Regions from separate parts of the Homo sapiens genome. Here region 2 is linked to region 1. The links are chromatin contacts, found by Hi-C or POLR2A ChIA-PET in ENCODE. All regions are on one chromosome and are shown on one strand. The core of a region is the stretch at or near the end of the contact, and the rest is flanking DNA. Distances in the headings are between cores, read along the strand shown.

Region 1 (5,528 bases), core at 349-2,848:
CTGTCTATCCCTCCATCCCACCCTCACCACCACCCTCCTAAAGCAAGATTATTAACACTGAACTGGACTGCTAAAACTTCTTCCTAGCATCTTTCAGGTGCTTTTGTGGCAGAGCCATTCTGCATGGAGCTGCCAGACCAAGTGTCATTCTTGCTTAGAACTCTTCAGAGCCTCCCCTCTGAGCTCCAAATTCAGTCCAAGTCCTCTCTTGGCTGCTTGCCTGATCAGAGGAGCCACTGCCTCCCCACTCAGACCCTATTCCACCTGGTGGACTTGTCACTCTTCCCTAAATGTCTTCCATGCCTCCCTGATGCCCATCTTTGCCCTGGCTTTTCCTGTGGCCAGGAATGTCTCAACCCTGCTCTAGATTTAGAAATCTTGCTTCTTTCTCAAACAACAAAATGTCTCTCCTCAATGGAGCCTTGACTGATCTCTCCATTGGAAGTGACTTCTTTTTCCACTAAGCTCCTGTTAGCACCCTACAACTTCCAACTGACAATTGTCTTGCATAGAATTATTTGTACACTTGTTTTATCAAAAGCTGCTCCAGTGGGCTGATAGCTTATTCATCTTTTTAATTCACCAAGGGCTGAGCATTTAGTAGAGAGGATGTATTTGTTGGATGGATCATGGGTAGATGGATAGATGGAGGAATGGATGGAGTTGAGGTTTAAGAGAGGATAAATAACTTGCCAAGATCACGAAGTTGGACTAATAGAATTAATAATAGACTCAGTTCCCAAATTCAGTATTAACATATTTGTCTAGCACCACTCCACATTCTCTTCCATGGTTTTGCTTTGAACTTTTGGTAGAAGCCTTAGTAATAAACATCCAGTTTTATAAAATAAAGTCTTATATTTGTTTATATTATAAATTTATTACTCCTTGATTTACATGCTTAGGAATATAAATCTGAGAAAAATACATGGTAGGATTTTCCTACCACATTCTAAAAGCTTAAGAAATATCTGAAGCTAAGCATGGTGGCTCATGCCTGTAATCCCAGCACTTTGAGAGGCCGAGGCAAGAGGGTTGCTTGAGCTCAGGAGTTCAACACCAGCCTGGGCAACATAGTGAGACCTTGTTTCTACCAAAAAAAAAGATTATTTACATGTGGTGGTGCACAACTGTAGTCCCAGGTACTGGGAGGCGTAGGTAGAAGGATAGCTTGAGCCCAGGAGGTTGAGGCTGCAGGGAGCTGTGATTGTGCCACTGCACTCCAGCCTAGATGACCGAGCAAGATGCTGTCTCAAAAAAAAAAAGAAAGAATTTGAATGGAGACACTGCCACTTCTGCACATCTGTCCTATATGATTTAAAATATCTCTGAATACCTTGAAAACACTGATCTTTTCAACTCTAAAACTCAGAATTCTCTTAATAAAATAGTATGCTGTAGTTATACTGTGTCAGCAGTTTTGGGGGGTTTTTGTTGTTAATTGTTTGTTGTTTTTGTGAGACATGGGCTAGGGATCTGATGTTAAAAATAGACATTAAGCCCCAGGACAAAATGGCCATTCTACCTAGAGACAGCAGTTCTGGCGTTCTGAGGCCACAGTGTAACATAAACATGATGTTGTCAACCTGAGCCAGGGCTGATTTGCCTCATTTGAATCTGAAAGGGAGCCCACATCCTTCCTGTTGCTACACAAAGATGCTGAAAAGAATTCACAGAGAAAACAAATGGACTAATGCGTGTTATGTTTCCCAGAAGTTCTGTCCCCAGTGCCCCCAAAATAGTAAAATAGTTGGGAATGAGGTTGAGCAAGAAAAGAATAAAGGAATAAAAGTATACAATGCCAAGGAAAGGCCAATAGAAACTATTCTTTTTGCTTTGCTTCTCTTGGTGTTTTTTTCCAGTGTGACTCTGTAGATAATGGCAAAGAGAAATGCAGGGTCATTTTTTCCATTTTCAAGTAAAACTTATTTTGCACAATAGACCCACTGAGGCTTGCACTCATTCATGTCTACGACTCCCATCTCTCCAGTCTCAACAAAAGTGAAGGTGGCCATTGTGTCCTTTCATTGTTCTGTGACTTTGCTGCCCCTTTCTTGCTTTTTAAAATAAGTTCCTTAGAAGTATGGAATGGCGGGAACGCATGCCCTTTGTTTCAGCAATTCAGTCAAAATTTCCCAACTTGCCTTCAATGTTAGTAAAAAAAAAAAAAAAAAAATGACATGAATTGTACTGGCATGAATCTAGGTGGTCTGGCCAACAAAGAAAGGAAAGGAGGGAAGAAAATGAGGAAAGGAGGAGAGAGGAAGAGCCTGCATCCCTAAAATTTCTTTTCTCAACAAATATTTACTTGGTTACCTCTATTACAGGCATTTATGGTCATTGTATTAATTCATTCTCACATTACTGTAAAGAAATACCTGAGACTGAGTAATTTATAAAGAAAAGAGGTATAATTGGCTCGTGGTTCTGCAGGTTGTACAGGAAGCATAGCGGCTTCTGCTTCCAGGGAGGCCTCCGGAAGCTTCCAATCATGGCGGAAGGCAAAGGGGAAGCGAGGCATCTCACATGGTGGGAGCAGGAGAGAGGGCTAGGAGAAAGGTGCTACCCACTTTTAAACAACCAGATCTCACAAGAACTCACTGTCATGAGGACAGTACCAAGGAGGATGGTGCTAAACCATTCATGAGAAACTACCCCCATGACCCAATTACCTCCCACCAGGCCTCACCTCCAAAGTTGGGGATTATAATTCGACATGAGATTTGGACGGAGACATACATGCAAACTGTATCGGTTATGTTGCAGAAAGTCAGAATGGAAGGAATCTGGAGCCAAGTACATAAAGGCAGGAGCTACTTCAAAACGGACATATATGTTAGTAGCAGTTGTACATGCTGTCACTCTTGGATCAGAAGTTAAAGATGTCAGACTTAAACTGGATGTAACAGGGAAATTCTACAGATGTGGGGATGCAAATTATGGGATTTTTTTTTTTTCCAGGAGAAATCATGCAGTCTTCCTAGAGGTCTCCATCATAAGCGAGTTTTCCATCATGTAGGTCATTTATCCCTGTCATTTCTTAATTCCATATTTGTTTCCACACACAGATTTTGAACATATATTTTGAACATATATTTATTTAAAATATTTGTTTTTATCTAGCATTGTGCTGAAAGTTTTACCCTATTATAATTGTGTTATCTACATTTAAGTTTTTTACCTTTTAAGGAAAAGAAAAAGGAGAAACTCTACAATCATGCAAAAAGTATATAATTTGCCTGGGAGATGCAGAATAACTTCTAGCAGATAATTACATGCTTTGAACATGAAAAGAAATAGGGTAGAACCTGAACTAAAAGAGGACCAGGTTCTGTTCTCCCTCCCTCAGGGGAGGATATTTTAGAATATTTTGTGTTCATGTTTTAATAAGCTTTTGTTGGATTATTAAGGTGCATTTAAGTTTTTCCATCTTAGAAGTATTCGGCTGGTGCAAAAGTAATTACCAATTACTAATATAATCTTGTCAAGTAAAACCCACTCATTGGGGTACATAGAGCAAGCATCCTCTTTTCCGTAGGGCAGCTCAGTCTGTGTATCATAAACATGATTATCATTGCCATTCAATTTTAGCTGTTGCTCCAGAGAGACTTAAAGGCATGTCACATGTGAGAGATCAGCAGGCAATATTTGGGGCTATGAATATTGAGCAAATATTAAGGTTTTTTTAAAGTTCACCTTCACTCATGATTTACCTGCCCTAAGGAATTTGCCACAGATTCCAAATGTCAGCACTAGAAGAAGTGTCCGAGATGATCTGGATGAACCATTATAGTGACTGAGGCCCAGGAAGAGTGAGTGGTTTACCTTAGGTAACCAGCAGGTCAGGGTAGAATGCATGTTTCTGTTCAGTCATTTTATTCACCTCCTAGGAAACATATTGCAGTGCAGTTGGTTTGCCACTTTTGATCAAATGCACCAAATCTTCAATTTGGATTAATCTTTTCAATTACTGAGTATACCGGTCCTTTCCCATAGACTTAGAACAAACTACAAATGCAGGCAACACAGGTAATTAATTTTAAATTACCGAGTAGCCACATTTAAAAAGCAAAAAGAAACACATGAAAGTAATGTTAATATTTTTAAATTTAAGACGACCTGTGTAAAATATTATCATTTCAACATGTAATCATATTTTAAAATTTATTAAACATTTTACATTCTTTTTTCATGCTGTCTTTGAAACCTGGTTATATGCTTTATACTTACATTACATCTCATCTTGAACCAGCCACATGTGGTTAGTGCTTGCTTACCCTATTAGCACAGGTCTATATGGATGAACAGGTCCAAGCTCTACACCAAACCACAGGCCCCTAACCCTTGAGATCAAAAATGTCTCTGAGTACTAGTTCCCATTTCTTTGAATTTTTGCTCTTGATACGCCATGCATGTCTCCTGAAAACCCAGAGAGGTGAGCAAGCATGAACTGCTATAAAATGAGTGTGTCTGTTGAAAACATGGTCCAGCTCCTGCTAAGATAGCGTCATTCTGTGATACAATATTCCTGTCTTCATCTAATTCCATGAAGTTCTGCATTTCCTTAATGTCAAAAGTTCCCTTACCAGCTGCAGCCGTTTCCTGTGGATAATGTTCTAAATGGCTTTTATTTATGAGATGTCTTGTGCTATAACTGCTATCAGAATGAATGTGTATTCCAAAACCTATTCCCCAAGTCAGTCTAATTAACAATCTTCTAAGAAATAATTGTTAAACTTCAGCTGTAGCTCACAACACGGGTATGTCTCGCTTTGACCTAATTACAGAATGTAATGTTAAAATATGTAAGGAAGGAGATCAAAGAGGAAAGTCATTTTGCTTTCTATGTCTTCATCTTGCTTTCTATGTGCCTCATATTTCACAGCTCCCAACCTCCACTTCCAACTGGCTGAGGGAAGGAAACACATGGAATAGTAATGAATGAGTATAGACGCTGAGGCTGTTTTATTTTCCTCATCTTTGAAGCAGGAACAATAATAGTGCCTATCCTGGAGATTCGTAAGAATGAAGCATGAAGCATGGGATCTGACATATCGTTGATGCTCAACAAATATTAAATTGCTTCAGAAAAATAGCAAATAGGTATATCTGGTGCGAAAAATGGAAAGGAAGCCTGCCAGCTTTTTTTAAGGACACTATCTGCATTATTCTTGGAATTGAATCCGGCTCCACCCAGGGCTGAGAGCTTTTCGTTTCCATTGTGTCTTTAGCATAGCCATGCAAACCAACATCACTTCCAATGATAGGGGAATGCTGGAGTCAAAGCGACTAGTTCACTTCAGAGGACAGGCAGTGTATAATGTCAGGGGGAGGAGCTGACCCAAATAATGTGTTTCAAGTCATCAGAACACGTTCATGTCTGGTTTTCATAGTAAATTGTGACAGCTGCGCAGGAGAAGACAGAATACACTTTTTAGATGTTATTTTGTTTATTTTGTGATGCTGCTTTAAACAGTTCCACAGAGTAAGGAAATGGAGTTTTTACACTGTGAGACTTTAACTCCCTT
Region 2 (5,137 bases), core at 910-3,409, 220 kb before region 1:
ATTTTCTCCAGCTCTAATACTAATGGTCTCAACTCCTACCACTGAGAAGAGTTGGCGCAAAGGGCTTCCTTTTGGTTCCAGTTTCTAACAAAACCAAAGGGAGAAATGCATCGTCCAGGAAAGTTGGTGTTTTGCTTAATCAGGCATCACCAACATAGACACTGTCTTAAAATCCCCAGCTAATCCTGCCCTCCTCATCACTCTGAGGCCAAAGTGCTGGGATTATGTTGTATTTATTTTTGTCTACTCAGTTCATCTAATTAGAATAGTAGGAGAAACAGGGCTAGGAACATACATCTCCTCATTCATGGAACCTAATAAGTGAAAGACCCGACAACCCAACCCTTTTACAAAAGTGCTTGCAATCCCTTAGGCAAGGGACCTAAGCTGCCAGTTGAGCTTCCCATGGACTGGAAACATGGAAAATGTGAGCTCTTTGTCACAGGGAGGACCTAATAAGAGACCAGGGGCCAGGAGCGGTGGCTCACGCCTATAATCCTGGCACTTTGGGAGGCCGAGGTGGGCGGATCACAAGGTCAGGAGATCAAGACCATCCGGGCTAACACGGTGAAACCCCGCCTCTACTAAATACAAAAAATTAGCCAGGCATGGTGGTACGCGCCTATAGTCCCAGCTACTTGGGAGGCTGAGGCAGGAGAATCGCTTGAACCTGGGAGGTGGAGGTTGTGGTGAGCCAAGATCGAGCCATTACACTGCAGCTTAGGCAACAAGAGCGAAACTCCATCTCAAAAAAAAAAAAGAAGAAGAAGAAAGAGACCAGGAAGATTACATGCTAAACTTTTCATAGATTACCCACATAACACTTCACAGTTATCATAATTGTCTGCTTACAGCTCTCTGTCTGGTACAAGGACTCTGTCTATCACAAGAGATGTTCAATAAATGTCTCCAATGAATAAATTACTGAATGAATGAGAGGTGTTTCCAAGTACACCATTACTATTTACCCAAATAAGAATTTAGCTTGTCTTGGTGTTTGTGTGTACACAAAGAGAAAATAAGGTAAGTCTTTCAGAAAGTACCTTACTACCTGTTTCGGATCTAAGATGGTGAAACCAGTTTTTAAAAAGAGACCACGGATCTTCCAAATGCATATACGTGTATATACTTATATAGCTATACAGAAATACACATATGCTCAAACACACACACACACACACACACACACACACCCACACACACACACAATGAGAAGTGCAGGCATCTGTAAGACTATAGCTTGGGGTAAGGTGACCTTGGACGCTTAAAGGTCATCCTTTACTGACACAATTTATACCCAGTAGCATCAAGAGAGTTTGTACTCATGTTTTCAGATAAATAAAACGACAATAAAAATTTTCTTACATTCCAAGAAATTTTGACTTTAGCTCCTGCCTTTTGTTCCATTCAGATTTTCTCCTTTTTTTCTATAATCTTCCACATGTTTCTCACACCATTAAGTGATTTTGTTACTATGGAAACCACACAGTCTGCATAAGGCTCAAGTATGATGTCAACTTAGAGAGTGATTTGAAATGTGTCCCATGGCCTGATAAAAAGCACTTGGAATAATATTGTGATGTGTCTATATAAACACATATCTGGGAATAATACACCTTTTAAAAATACAGGTGGGTATATGGGTGGGCAAACATGATTAATGAAGAATTCACTTACAGATACTGCTCCAAATGAAAATAAAGCTTGGTTAGGAAATGCCAGGTTTATAAAATCATGGTAATTATGAGTTAGAGCATGCAGAGTTTATCCCTTACATGCAAACTTTGCCTTGTTTGTGAAGTACTTAAATCCTAGCTTTCTAAAAGAGCTTTCCTAGAAATATTTAAAAACAGCACAGTGAACATCTAAGGAGAAAATTTTAGGTGACTTTCCGCCTGGAGGGGAAAGATAAAGAAGCTCTCCTCTTGGGGTGGTTTCTAAGCCTCTGGGTCCTTAATTCTCCGGCTGGAGATCTTGTTCTCATTTCCTAGGCAAAGTCCTGCCTTCAGACTAACACATATGTTTCTGATGTCATCATCTGGCCGTGAGTCTGTACATGATTCAGTGGCAGTGGAATCTCCCCTAATACTCTGAAATCACTTATTACACTGATAACAGTGGGGCGGGGGTGGGGGGACATGGAGGAGACTGGGAACCCTCGACCAAAAATCTCCCTAGGCTGTCTACTTGAGGACAAGCCACAAATCTGTGAGAGCTGTCAGACAACAAAGTAAGTGGCATGGAAGGCAAGCTCTGCTCCCTCCTCCTCTCCTCCTCAGCCGCCCTTCCTTCCGTCAGATCACTCGCAAGCGAGTCATCGCAACAACACTCCCGAGAACATTCTTGTTGGGTAATAAGAAAGCATAATTATATACTTCAGAGCTGTTGAGGTTTTCTTCTAGTTTCAAAACAATGAACATCCTGTGGAAAGATAGTGCCACTTGTGAATAAGCTGAGATTCTTTCCCCTGAACAACACACAGACAGTGGTTTGGAGGAAAAACCAGAGGACGGCCCTATTTAATGATTTTATTCCTTGGGTAACCTAACTGCATTGTTCTGTGGTACTCCCAGAAACAGGCTTCTGAAAGCATAATTATAAGTGTAATATCTTCAAAACTAAATATTGCGTTCTCTCCCTCTGTCTCTTTCTGTCTCTGCACACATGAGGACACACACACACACACACATACACTCTGAACAGGCCATCTAGTGCTGAGAGAAATGGAGTTGTTTCTAAGTTCATAGCAGGCAAAACTCGAAACTGACTTCAGTAACGTGTTATTGGTTTATTCACGTATTCCTAGTTCTCACCCCAGGCGTGATGAGTGAAGATGTGGAAAGGATTTCAAGTGTCTCCATAAGTGACATGGTGGTCTTTCTGGATTTGGAATCAGAGTGAAGCTCCATGAATGTGCAGAATTATGGGCTTTCCAGAGGCAGCCATTGGTTCCTGTGATTATCATCCCAACATTCCTCAGAGTCCCACAGAAAGTCACAAGAAACAGTTGTTGCTGGAGCTGAAGAAAACAACATTTAACATTTCAAAAATGCCAATCCTTTCAGTGCTCCTGTTTACTAATTATTGTCCATATGACTTCACAGGTGAGGAGATGGAGACCCAAAAAATGCCCTAGGCATTCCTATCTCAGTCTTTGTTCAGACTGAACTTCCAGAGCCCAGACTCTTCGCTTATGGCTAAATCAGGCCGTCCTTCAGAGAAGGCTGAGTTGCTTGTAAACCATCATGTAAGTGTGGTTCCTTGAACCACAGCCCACTAAACTCTCAGTTCCACTCTGATGGCCTCAGCAAAACATGCTTCCAAATAAAAACATCACATTGGTGATTTTATAAGGCTTAGGTCAAGTTCTTTTGACCACATGGACCCTGCCACGCGGAAATGAAAATTGTCAATAGCTGTTAGAAAATAACATCCCACAAGACGAAGCAAAGTATTCTGGAGCTCACACAACCACTAGTCACTGCCTGACTCTAGACCACAGACTCATGGAGATTCTGAGGCAGACACTGGGGATTTGATTGATTTTACTTTGGTGATGGCTTGGGACATATGATTTTCCTTCCTGAAAATCTGCTTTCTGGCAGTAAAAACCAAACCTAGGGGAATGAGTCATTTTTCCTCACCCAACTTTGGGTTCTGCTTCTCAACCAACTGGGAAATTTTGGAAACTCCAGTTTTTATGAGTGTGCAAGTGTGCACATGAGTATGCACACACATGTGTGGATGGGAAAGAGAGTGAGAGGGAGAGAGATTGATTGTGGGAAGGAGTAGGGAATGAAGAAAAATATATTTATCCTAGAGCCAATTTCTACCTGATAATTCATATTTTTAGCCTGTGGCCTTGAAGATGACTGTCATTTTATTGGCACAAATGACTTGCTGTGCAGTTTGCTGAGTAAGTGTTTTTTGTTGTTGTTGTCATTTTTTTTCTTTTTTTCTTTTTTTTAGTAGGAAAAAAATCTCAGCCATATGGGGAAAATGCTTTGGCAGATGGAGCACATCTATTCCAGACCCCAGGTCCTTCACGGCCAAGAATCTTACTCTCCTTTGTGTTAGGCCCATTCATTGATGGGGAAACAAACGCCAAGAGTTTCCCAATATCGGTGCTGAGGATTTCTGAAATGAAGAGAAATCTGGACCATTGCAGAGAACTCAATTGAAACAAAACATCTAATGTGCTTGGCCTCGAGGTTAAGAGGGCTCTTTACTCAGATAAACAGTAACAAGGCTGAGCCCTGTACAAAGTGGCACGTCGTCTCCCTTGATCTGAGTGTGCTCTGAGCTCCAGCAATACAGGAATTAAGAGAGGTTGTTTGTAATTAAACTGCTCAGACGATGAACCTCACTCTTTAAATCTGAAGAGAGACTGAAACAATAGTACTAGATTCATAGGTAACCAAGTATTTTTATTTTGTCCCAAGAGCAGAACATGAGTTTATTTGGGAAGGCTTTTAATGGAATATTTTCAAGGGGGTGAGAAACCTACCTGTTCTCTTCAGCATCCAAGTCTCAATTTTCACAAACACTCAATTAACATGCACATATATGCAAATTCTGCTGCATATTTTGGATCACGTAGATAGCCACTTTTAGGAGACAAAGAAATAGATGACTCCTCTCCAGAGCTGATAATCTACCAGAGGTAGAGTTGATACATGTGAATGGAAAACTAAAAATACAAGGGTAACCACTGTGAGGTTAACTCATCAGGGTAGAAGCAAATAAAATGTTTTTTTGATGTGTTTATTTATACAACAAATATAAATTCAGCACCTACCATGTGTCAGGCACTGTTCAAGGTTCTGGGAATAAACAGAGACCATAATAGACCGAAAAAAAAAAATCCCTGTCTTTGGATTATTAGATCCTAATGAAAAGAGTCTAACATAGGAACAGAAAACCAAATACCACATGTTGTAAGTGGAAGCTAAATATAAGAACTTACAACACAAAGAAGGAAATAACAGACACTGGAGTCTGCATGAAGGAGAGAAGCAAAAAAGAGAACTATTGGGTACTAGGCTTAATAGCTGGGTGATGAAATAGTAAGTACAACAAACCCCTGTGACGTGTGTTTACCTATGTAACAAACCTTCACATGTACCCCCAAGCCTAA

Evidence for each region. A loop is a pair of places that touch in the nucleus more often than their neighbours do. ChIA-PET counts read pairs that join two places held with the same protein, here RNA polymerase II (POLR2A). Pooled maps may share reads with other maps.
Region 2: a loop to region 1 is called in a pooled map, with 2.7 times the contacts of the local background. The contact joins two enhancer-like sites. A Hi-C loop is called at or near these places in 1 of 168 maps with a recorded cell type or tissue (CD4-positive, alpha-beta T cell) and 8 of 50 pooled maps. POLR2A ChIA-PET finds 5 or more read pairs at or near these places in 12 of 52 experiments (CD4-positive, alpha-beta T cell, CD4-positive, alpha-beta memory T cell, CD8-positive, alpha-beta T cell and 6 more).

Annotation. Positions count from the first base shown.
Region 1 is chr6:111,747,366-111,752,893 of GRCh38, reverse strand. The region is part of intron 3 of FYN (FYN proto-oncogene, Src family tyrosine kinase); the gene reads left to right. Among named protein-coding and RNA genes, the nearest start is that of FYN, 120 kb to the left of the region's middle. RefSeq lists an enhancer at 1,354-1,926. Within about 2 kb of position 1,598, at least 7 of the 41 ENCODE cell types and tissues checked have a DNase peak (open chromatin) inside an H3K27ac peak, as active enhancers do; they include CD4-positive, alpha-beta T cell and CD8-positive, alpha-beta T cell, where a contact is called at or near this core.
Region 2 is chr6:111,970,498-111,975,634 of GRCh38, reverse strand. No RefSeq gene overlaps it. Among named protein-coding and RNA genes, the nearest start is that of LINC02527, 64 kb to the right of the region's middle. Within about 2 kb of position 2,159, at least 25 of the 41 ENCODE cell types and tissues checked have a DNase peak (open chromatin) inside an H3K27ac peak, as active enhancers do; they include CD4-positive, alpha-beta T cell and CD8-positive, alpha-beta T cell, where a contact is called at or near this core.